2 separate regions of the Homo sapiens genome follow, and region 1 is linked to region 2. A link is a loop called in an ENCODE intact Hi-C map of the cell type or tissue named here. Cell type or tissue: HepG2. All regions are shown on one strand. Links, peaks and the distances in the headings refer to the core of each region. The heading gives the core; the rest is flanking DNA. Region 1 has its middle 53 kb from the start of SST. Region 2 has its middle 23 kb from the start of TPRG1.

What was found. Peaks named below come from ENCODE experiments on the same cell type or tissue, not always from the same donor. Only the 100,000 strongest peaks of a DNase experiment are listed, where the experiment ranks them.
Region 1: it touches region 2 in a loop (9-fold over the local background); 3 of 110 quality-filtered maps call a loop at or near these places.

What each region holds. Positions count from the first base shown.
Region 1 is chr3:187,614,333-187,619,719 of GRCh38, reverse strand. No RefSeq gene overlaps it. Among named protein-coding and RNA genes, the nearest start is that of SST, 53 kb to the left of the region's middle. In HepG2, for the core only: a CTCF peak has its summit at 3,215; a DNase peak (open chromatin) is centred at 3,239.
Region 2 is chr3:189,145,998-189,151,384 of GRCh38, reverse strand. It overlaps a transcript of TPRG1 not described here. Among named protein-coding and RNA genes, the nearest start is that of TPRG1, 23 kb to the left of the region's middle. In HepG2, for the core only: a CTCF peak has its summit at 3,184 (motif pointing right); a DNase peak (open chromatin) is centred at 3,194.

The DNA.
Region 1 (5,387 bases), core at 334-5,333, 1.5 Mb after region 2:
AGTCTGGAAAGATGGGTTAACTGGCTATGATATTGCAGTCTGATAAGTGTTATGCCAGAAGCAAACACTAGTGCTGCAGAATATAGCCCTAGGGCACCTAAGTCATCTTAGAGAATTGGGTAAGGCTTTCTGGAGTTGGTTGAGCTGAATCTTTAAGGATATATATGAGTTAGCTATTAATACTTGGATGACCTGGGTGATGTGGGTAGTTCAGGGACAGAGAAAAATAGGAAGACAAAATGTCATTTAATGTGTTCAGAGAATTGCAAGAATGAATGGGAAAGGAGTGGCGAGAGACAAGGCTGAGGAGGAGGGTAGGGGTGAACCCTAGCAGGCCTTTATCCTCTGGGCAATGAGGAGAAGCCAAGGATTTACTTTAAGCAGAGGAATGACATGATTCAGTTTGAACTTCAGCAGATTACTTTGGCAGCTGTGTGGGGAACAAATGGGGAATACATTGGGAAAGACAGAGGGAGAGAGTAGGTTGAGGTAGTGATAGTTCTGCTTGTTGTCTACACCAGACTGTTGGGAGATGCTGTGAGATGATGGGAAATCACTCGATAAATAGTATCCCTCTGCAGAAAAGACACATGTGCCATTACTTTCATTACACTTCACGACTTTGAGCGGAGTCAGGGAGTCACAGTTAAAAAGGAAAGGGACTGAAAAGGTGGTTGGTGGAAGAGTTAGAGGGGAGGAAGGGAGGGAGGCAGGAAGAGGACAGAGGAGTACTTGGTGTCAAATGGTGTTTAAAATATTCTTCTTGCATCACACTAGCTCTTAATTGGTACCAACCACTGAGGGGCTGATTGATCCCAGCAAGAGTCCAGCAAAACAGATAATTTCTTACAAGCATCTGAAATTCATGAACTCTGTGGGGTCCCACACACCAACGCTTTGTTGTTGCTAAAGTCTGAGACTTCCTTGAAGGGATAAGTATCCAGGGGTGGCAGGGTTTTTTATTTTTTCTTTTCAAAATGCAGAATATGTTTATGTAGTTAATGCCTGTGGTCTTGCTGAGCAGATGAAAAGACAATACAGCAAAGAGCTGGGCTACCAAGCTACTTATTAACGTAATGGACTCATTAAAGAGCTGTTATGGCTAGAAGGATGTGTGCCGTAAATCTAATTTTGCATTAAGGCCTTGATATATAAAAGACTTGCTTACCACACACTCAGGGTTTGGGTCAAAGGAAGTTACCCTCTAATGTTGCCTGTCATTTACAACTAGAACATGGGTTCTCTTCAGATTTCTTGGGCATTTATTTGCACAGTGGGAAGGCAGACTACACTTATTGAGAACCTAACTATGTGCCAGGTAGTTTGTCTTTGATTATTTTCCCTTAGAAGCCCTATCAGGATAAATACTTCTCTTTCTCAGATTTGAAAACGAACCAAAAAAGACTACATCATCTGTCCGAGGTCCCACTAGTAAATGCTTTGGAGAGTTATCTGGGCACCAAGACTACAGAGCTTTTGAGTTAAGGCATGGTTTTGGCTGCTCATTGAATTACTTTTACTGACATTGGCATAGTACAGACAAAGCATTTTATTTATTGGAAGTGTGTAGATATCGATCACAACAGTATGCTCTTTATGACGACTTTCAGGTCTCAATACTGGGATATACTTGCTGTTTCTGGAAGCCAGTTTGTGTTTGTCTCCTAGAGAAAACTTGATATATCAGAAAGTTGTGGAACTAATGCGCAAGGCCTTGGCACCCTGTTAGATTAAATAGGACATTAGGAAATTCTTTGCGGATGCTAACCCTACCCTGGGTTTCCCCTTATTTTGTTATTGAATGTTTTTCTAATCTATTTACTGTAACAACAACAATGATGACATACACAACAACAAAAACCTTCTCCTTATTCTTACGGTGTTGAACAGGCTGCCTCATTTTTCTCTTGGTGTGTTTAATCTTCAACTCACACATGCACACACACACACACATGCCTCTTTCTGTGCTGCTTTTTTTACACTATGCCCTGGGACAGATTGTGTGTATGTGCATTTGTGGTACAAGTGTCCTTATTAATTCCAGGTAGATCCATGGTGAAGGCTAACACATCCTGTTGAAGTTAGTTAGTGACTTTATGACAAATATCCGCCTGCTGTTAAAAATGTGATATCATGCAACACAATCTTTAGATGTTTGTTCTCGGTGACGTGAAAGCGAGTACTGATTTTTTTCTCCTTTGTAAACCATTTGGTTGTCATGTAGACTCAAGCCTTTTAAAGAGAATAACAGAAACACCCTGTTAATTTGTCATGGAAACGGATGAATCTGGACCTCACAGTCCATTAGGGAGACAGACATGTATGCAGATAAATTATGATCAACGTGATGCAATAAGGATACGATTCTAGTTATAGAGGACTACCTTATAGTTTACATCACTTTCTCGTATCTATTAGTTTATTTGATCCTCACAATGTGGTGGCCATGCCAAGAATGAAAATCCTGTTTCACAGATGGGGAAATGGAGGAACAGAGAATTACATGTCCTGTTTGGCCTGAGTCATAGTTGAGAATTAAACCAGTGCACTTTCTCTCTTACATAGTGCTCATTGCTTGCCGAGTCAGAAAGAGATTCTTTTATGCTTGACTCTAGGAAAGCAAGCAAGACACTAAAAACTTGATAAAAGAACAAACAACAGAACAAGTTGGTTTAATAACAGATTTATTTCCCGTGTCAAGTGTTCTGCCATTTTCACAATACTCATCAATTTCCCAGAGCATCTGAGCAGAAAGATCATCCATTCTGGCTTCTGTGAAATAGATTTGCATCTTGATTCTTTCTAGACCTTTCTCACAAAGAGTAGGCCCCATTTATGGTGGTTCCTCATTACTCGGATGGATGATGTGTTCAGCTGTAAGGACACTGTTATTATAAATAGCAAAATGGCAATTAATACTCTCCTCAACTCTTACGAGTTAGAAGCCTCCCAGGAACATCCATTTCAGGAACTTTCATTTCAAAGGAAATGCCGTCAATAGGAAATAGTTATTTAATTTCCAAGCAGGCTGAGAGCTTTTCTATTTAAAAGCTTCTACACAAATATAAGTGGATTATTATATTAATCATTTTTAATAAGGCAGTTGAGGCAAGAAACTGCCACAGAATAAAAACAAACCAGAAAACCCACCCCACATCAAGAAAAGCACGTTTTAGGCAAATCTTAACAAATGAGACCTTGAGTTTTGCTGCCCCCTGCCTGTGGCAGATGTATTTGCTAGGAAGCCCTGTGCCCTTATTTGGCCACCCCCATGTCTTGTAGTGCAGTAGAGAGAAGAACCATGAGCCTGGTATGGCAGAAATTTTGTGAAGTTTGGAGCCAGACTCTGAGACAGACTCTGATTATCAGAGAGTAATCCTTTGTGAAGATAATGTTACTAACATCATTGGACCAGAGAAAAAGATGCCTCTTTCTAGACAATCCATTTTCTCTCCATCAGAGTAGTTGCTGTGAGAAAAAAGGTTGTAAAGCTTTTGAAAGCAGCTAGCTACCTTGGAAGGTTTTATTCACTAAGCAAAAGGCAAACTCCATTTTGAAGTTGTCAGCATGGGCCAATAATGATATTTAGATAAACTCTACTACTGGTGAATTAAAAATTGGTGTAATAGATTTATTGATTTCCAGAGAGTTTCAACTGAGGCAGCTTCAATTTTTATCATTGGATTTCTTCACAAACTCTGTGCTGTCATCCCAGGTAAAGTGATCCCAGCTTAATCGACAATTGTCTTCTTATAGACATTTTATGTAGGAGATGCTGCTTATCACTCACAGCCACACTGCAAGGAGGACATAAATCTCTAGTAATGCATGTGGACCTTTTCACATACTTGAAGGGGGTAGATGCTCACACACATCCCAGCCCACTTCCTTTAGAACGCAACCACACACTGAAGAAAGAGCTATTTGAAGTGTAGAACTGCCCACTATGGGCTATTCACGAAACTTGCAGTGAGCCAAACTTCTCTTTTGCAATAATTTAATCAAATGCATGCAATGGTTTGTCTTTAGAGGACTTCAAAATGATGTCAGATGAACACTTAGGGATGCTGGCTAGAGGGTTCAACTCTAAGGTTTCCTCCAACCCTGAGGTTTTATTATAACATTATCCTATGCTTTCTAGCTCTAGCTCTGCTCTTGATTTTGGTAATCTGAGTAAATAAATTGGAAAGTCCTTTCTGACTTGAGAATTTTACAGCTCTTCTGTTCTTTGAGATCAGTGGAAAGCATTATCTTGCCGATAAATTCCTTGGAGACATGTCACACTCACCTTGGCACAATTGATCATTTCTTTCTTAATAGAAAGTCAACATTTTCTTCATGAGAAGAGTTATTGGTATAATATATTTTCTGAAATCTCCAGGACTCAAGAAATAAAAGATTCTTTTTCATATCCTTTCAGTATAAGGAAGGATTTCTTAATTATCAATATAAACCCAGGCCAGAAAATGGGGAATATGGAGATAATAAACAAAATTCACCCCAATTCCATCATCATAACCCAGCTATTAAGGCTTGTCCACCTTGTCCATGACATATCCATAGTGTCTTGAACAGTGCCTTGCCCATAATAGGGCCTTAGTGCTATTTGGTAAAGGAATTAGTGAATGAATTATAATTTTGATATATTTTCTTTTAACCCTTTCCCTCATGCATATTTTTCATAGCTATATTCATAACATTTATGATGGCTTTTGTACCTTGCTTTTTCTTTGTTTTATGTGCCATTATAGAAAACATGCTCACTGGGGCCATATAGTCCTCTTAATCATCGTCTCTAATGGCTAAGTAATATAGCGAGCACTTTCTAACGTAGCTGCCTAAAGATTCAGTGTGTTGCTTACAGAACTAGTGTTTTCCTTAACCCTAGCAGTGTTCACGCATAGGCTGGATACTCATGTATCAAGTATGAGTTGAACTAGATGCATGGCTTTAAGACCACTTTCCAGTCTAAGACTTACAAACTTTGAGGACCAGTCATTTTGCAAAAACTAACAGGCTTTCACAAAACATCACTATCAGGAATACAAGCATTTCCAAGAACCACCCCTTCCCACTCACACATCATATTCCTTGATACCCACTACTAAGTTTGTAATGTAAATTTGAAAAACTATGGAGCGTTACTTCCTTAGAAATAGCCACTAGTTCAGAATTTCTTTTGGATTAACAAGTAATAAGGAAATTCCTATGTGTCAAGTACATTTTGAGATGACTAAACCTCAATCTCTGATCTCAGAGTATTCAGTTAGCAGTTATTAACGCTGTATTAGACATTGAGCATACAAGGATGAGAAAATACCTCTGTCCTGTGGAACTCAGAATTGACAATGAGAGGAAGGAGTTGAGGACTGAGAATAAGAAAATAA
Region 2 (5,387 bases), core at 80-5,079:
TGATATACTTAGATTATGAAGTAAGAAGACTGTTGCTGGGATATCAGCTCTATCTCCCAACCCACATCAGCTTTTTCTATATTGGTGAGTTTCTAATAATACAGTATCTTATATCTGGAAAACTCACTTGCTTTTCTGAATAACTGAGCTTATTGAAGGACGACTGGTGTTAAGGGACCCACTTTGGAGGTGGGTTGCCATCTGAAGTGTTTTGCACAGGTCTTTCCACAAACATCTTTGGAAGAAAATGAGAGCCAGCACTGAACTTTTATTAATTGAAAATTACTCAGCAGTTTTAATCACTTATCCAAAGATGGAGGCTTTTGGGGGGTACCTGTGACAAAACCAATGAAATCCAAAGCACTGTCAGAAATGGAAGATCCTCGGGGGTCAATTCCTTCATTTCACAGATGGGAACACTGATGTCTTCTTGCACCGAGTCTTACTCAGGTCACACATGCAGGAGTTGGGAGATTTGGGGCTGTAGGAGAAATGTTATAACATCATCCCACCTGGCTTTATCCATTAACATCTGCTCATCTCTGCCCTCAGGGAGTCGTGGAGCTGGTTGAACAATACCAGACAGTACGTGGAGAGCCTTGCATTGTGTTCACCACCTCGCTCATTTTTATTCAAAATGATTCCAGAAAATCAATGTGACCATCTGGCCTCGGAGAAACTTCACTGAGGTCCCAAATGTCTTCAGTGCCCAGATGAATCCTTATAACTCTATTGAAAATACATTTAAAAAGCAGTTATTGATCATGTATTGTGATCCTGGTCCCAAGCCTCACACTGTCGTCTCCTTCCTTCAAGGAGTTAACAGTTTTATGAAGGGAAACAGCCATGAAAATGAACAGTCGCAGCTGAAGCAGGTAAATCAACAGTAGAAATCCACACAAAGATCTCGGCGCGGTGGCTCATGCCTGTAATCCCAGCACTTTGGGAGGCCGAGGCGGGTGAATCACAAGGTCAAGAGTTCAAGACCAGGCTGACCAACATGGTAAAACCCCGCCTCTACTAAAAATACAAAAATTTGCTCGGCGTGGTAGTGCACACCTATAATCCCAGCTACTCAGGAAGCTGAGGCTTGAGAATTGCTTGAACCCAGGAGGTGGAGGTTGCAGTGAGCCAAGATCGTGCCACTGCACTCCAGGTTGGGCGACAGAGTGAGACTCCGTCTCAAAAAAAGAAATCCCTACAAAGCCTGCAAGTTCACCAAGTCACTTCCACTTTACTCTCTTCATCAAAGGTAGTAAGCAGAACTGCATTTCCATTTGCTGTAATAAAACATAGAACAGCCCCAACTCATTAGTTATAAAGTGTGATATTCTGGGTTATTGTTTATCGAATTTGGCACTGGGTACATCAAAGGACACTGGTCAGTGTGCCCTCAGGAAAATAACAATTAACCTAAGTAAAGCAGGCAAGAGTCGATGCTAAAGTAGTTATTCAACCATGTGGAAAACACTGCGTACATAATCATGTACTGGGAAAAGTCATGCAATGAAAGTTAACATCTTTTTTTTTAAAGGCCTCCAAGAAAAGATGGGGGCTCTGGTTGGAAAGATGTGGCAGATGTCAGCTACCAGATGGCAAGAAGGAGGCAGTTCCGGACACAGGCTCGAAACAGAGAAGTTAGTGTGGGAAAGTGAGAGCAAACTGACCCCACCATGCAGAGAGAGTGGGCAAGGCGTGAGTAAAGACAAGGAACAAGAGAAAGAATGAGAGGAAATGCTGTTTGGTGGGTGGAATTTGTGTTTTGCCTCTAGAAGTGTTGTTCTGAAGAGGGCAGAAGATAACCACGTTGGCTGAAACAAAACAGTCTTTGCCCATCAGGGGACCAGTCACTCTTCATCAGTTCTTAACATCTCTCCTCTGGTGGCAAATGCCATCTAGAAGCTCCATGTCTTCACAGAACAGAAAGTCCTAGAGATCTTGATAACTCAGCCACTCATCAGAAAGCTCTTGAATGCTTTCTCAGAGTGCTGTTCTTGGAATGAAAGCAACAACTTTCGTGCCCTGAGTAAGATCAAACAACTTCTCATAACTCCATCATAGATTATCTGTGCTGCACATATGCTGTAGATACTTAACATGAATTAATACATTAGACAGCATACAGTGATGCTTAACAGACACTGCAGAGATGGCTGCTTTCTATCCACCTCCCTACACGTGTCCGTTAGCAATATAAAGCTAGGGGCCAGGGACCAGGTCATATAGATTGTTTGGGAACGTTAATTTATTAATAAGATAGAGATTACCATAAATGGAATCTTGAGAACAGCGCTGAGATAGAAAAAGATCTAGAACCTACTTTATGGATACCTATGACATAGGAGGGATAGGACGAAGCTGGTGCTAACACCAGAGCAGAGATAGTCACATTAGGTCAAGCAATCGCCCACAGCAGCAGTGTCAAGCAAGAGTCTGCTGAGCCTTAGGCATTACCCAAAGGCATCCGCATGTTCCAGGAACGGGAGAAATGGGATGGTGGAAGTTCTTCGGGCTCTGAATCCCCACTTCTGCTTTGACCAGAAGAACTATGGTTTTATCCATTTCACATAGTGGGTTTCCACAGGTGATTTCAAGTAATGAGAGAGTTCCAAATGTTTGAAAAGCGTGTGTACCGACACTTGTTTTTCATATTGCTTTACCACCCAAATCTGAATCCTTTATATTCTGGCTGTATAATCTAGAGCCGATTCATTGCCTGGGTCAGGCAGTCAAGGCCTCTCATGGTCTGGCTTAAACTTTTCCCAGCCTTTTTTCTATAGCTTCTTGCCATGCTCCTTACTTACCAGCCAGGCTGAACTAACAACTCACACCATGCAATGACCCATGATGTGCCCCTTGTTTAAAATAAACTTTCTCCTCCTTTTTGCCACAGTGCGAGGCATGCTTCCAGACTCAGCTCAAAGGTGGCTTTCCCTAAACTCCCAGAGAGAGGTCCTCTGCTTTGATAACACTCGGCACCTTTTCTTAAAATAGTACTTATTCAGTTGTAACCACGTGTTGGGCATGTCCGTTTCTTCCATTAGACTGTGAGCCCTTTGCAGCCAGGAACTGTGTTTTATACGTTGCTGTTTTGCTGAAGACTAGGAGTTGCCTGGCCCCTTCTAAGTTTAGAGTAAACTTTAAACTTTCCCATTAAAACGACAGTGACCAGTAGTGCCCACCAGATGGCAGTGTGTGGACATTTTTGCTTACCAATCAGGAGGGAGCAGAAAGGTTTTATAGCAACTTGCCTTTCATCTTTGTCCTTGCAGACAAACAAATCCTACAAACACCAAGACTTTTGACTGGGCAGAATTCACATCTGTGAATCAGAACCTTAGGCAGCCTTGTATTCCCTATATGCTGCTACTTTTTGAAAACACTCCTCTCGAAGATTGAGAAAGGATTATGCTGTTTGTGTTCCAAGACAGAGAAACTTAGGTTTGAATTTTATCTTCACAAGTGCAAGGTGACCATCTTTTCAGCACTTGGGAAGAACGACCACCCACATCCACTGACTGCTGGCGTCTGCTGAAGTTCCTTAACCTCCTGCCCACCCCCATCTGCCAGACTCAAGCAACAAGCAAAAGTCAGCCACGCATTCCATGCTTGCTTTTAAAATCACTATCTCCCCTGGGTTCCACTGGACAGCACTGTGCTTTTCAGGCCGGAGACCTACAGGTCACTTTTCCCTCTCTTCCAGGATAGAACTTAGAGGTACGCCCTAGCCTCCTTACCTGTGGGCCTGGGATGGTCTCTGGAACTTCTTAGAAGCAAAGGGGCTTCCAAATGGAAGACATCCTAGTCGAAAGGAAAAACAAAAAGAAACATCCCAGTGGGTCTCCCAGACGATACAAAACATTCAAAGGCAAGAAGAGTCTCAATTTCCACTTCTTTTCTGCCTCCGACATGGCTATTTTGTAATTTCCTCTGCTCTCTAACCAAGTGTTGCGTCTGCTGGTGTAGTAGTGCTACAGGTAGAGAGCAGGGAGGGGTGGCTGCCATATCCACCTGCATCCACAATGCTCCAGGTCCTCTAAACTCATCCTACCCCTATGGATTTTCTCTTTCTCCACTGCTAGAGCAGAGGTTATATTAGAATGTGAGGCCGAAAGATTCTGGAGAGCTCAGCTTCTTTTAACTAAGCAAGTCTCTTTTAATTCACAGGGAATCTCAAGGGTCTACCCTGGAGATGGGATCACTGGATAACTCTTCCCTCCTCTTCCTTCTGTAGATAGTGTAGTGGTTAAGACTCAGGCTCTGGAGTCAAACAGACCGGGGTTCAAATCCCAGCTGTGTCACTCCCTGAATCTATGACCTTGGATGAGTTACTTAGCCTCTCCAAATCTTAAATTCTTTATCAATAAATGGAGAAAATACATGTGGACCCCAGAGGGGACGCTGTGCAGATTAAATGATAAGGCAGGAAAAGTGTTTAGTGCAGTACCTGTGTCCATATACTAAATAATAGCATTAGCATTTGCAGAAGTACTGTGGAAAAGGCACAACTCTCTAGAAATGATTCTTGGTGTTACATTCAGCCCAGCTTTGGAAACCTCTAAGAACCAAACACCTCTTCCTAAATCATGCCAAAACTCATCTTTTAAATGAGATGCATATTGCTTTCATTTAATTACTTTTTTATTTATTAGCATTTATTTAGTATGTAAACTGTGGATAGCTCAGGGTAAGCAGTGAAGATACAAGAATATATAAAACATGGTCTCTGCCCTCAAGGAACTTGTAGTGTGTTGAGGAGATGCATCCACAGCAATTATAATATGGGGGATCAGTGCTCTAACATGGGTATGTACAAGATACAACAGACAGAGTGGGAAGGCGTCTTGAGTCCCTGACACTCTGTACAGGGCATTGCAGGTCCTTGCCTTCCTGGAAAAGTCTACTCCCAACAACATTTGTTTTTTTGAGAATCCATTATGATGTCTCATACGTCTAACCTTGACACTGGCTACTCTCTTTAAATGGAATATCTGCCTGGAAAATTCCTAGTAATTGTCTAAGTCTTCCTCAGATCCCTCAGAGAGACTTACGGGCGCCTTCTCTTCCTAACTGTGACCTAACTGAAGGTGGAGGTCACATCTTTATCCTTTGGCCACCAGCATTTAACTCACTGCCCAACATGAAACTGATCTTTAGTCACGGCAATGCATAAACAAAGCTTTAATACATTCATCATGCAACCAACACTGCCTGGTTTTTCAGTACAGGGAAAACCAGCTGATGTGATGAAGGGTCTCCTGTTCCACAAGCCACACAGATCAATGATAGTAAAGCTCTGACTATTACAGAAAAAGGTTTTAATATTATCCAGATTGTCTCCCTTTTTAACTACTACCAATTTTAGCCTGGCTTTCTCTTAGAAAAAT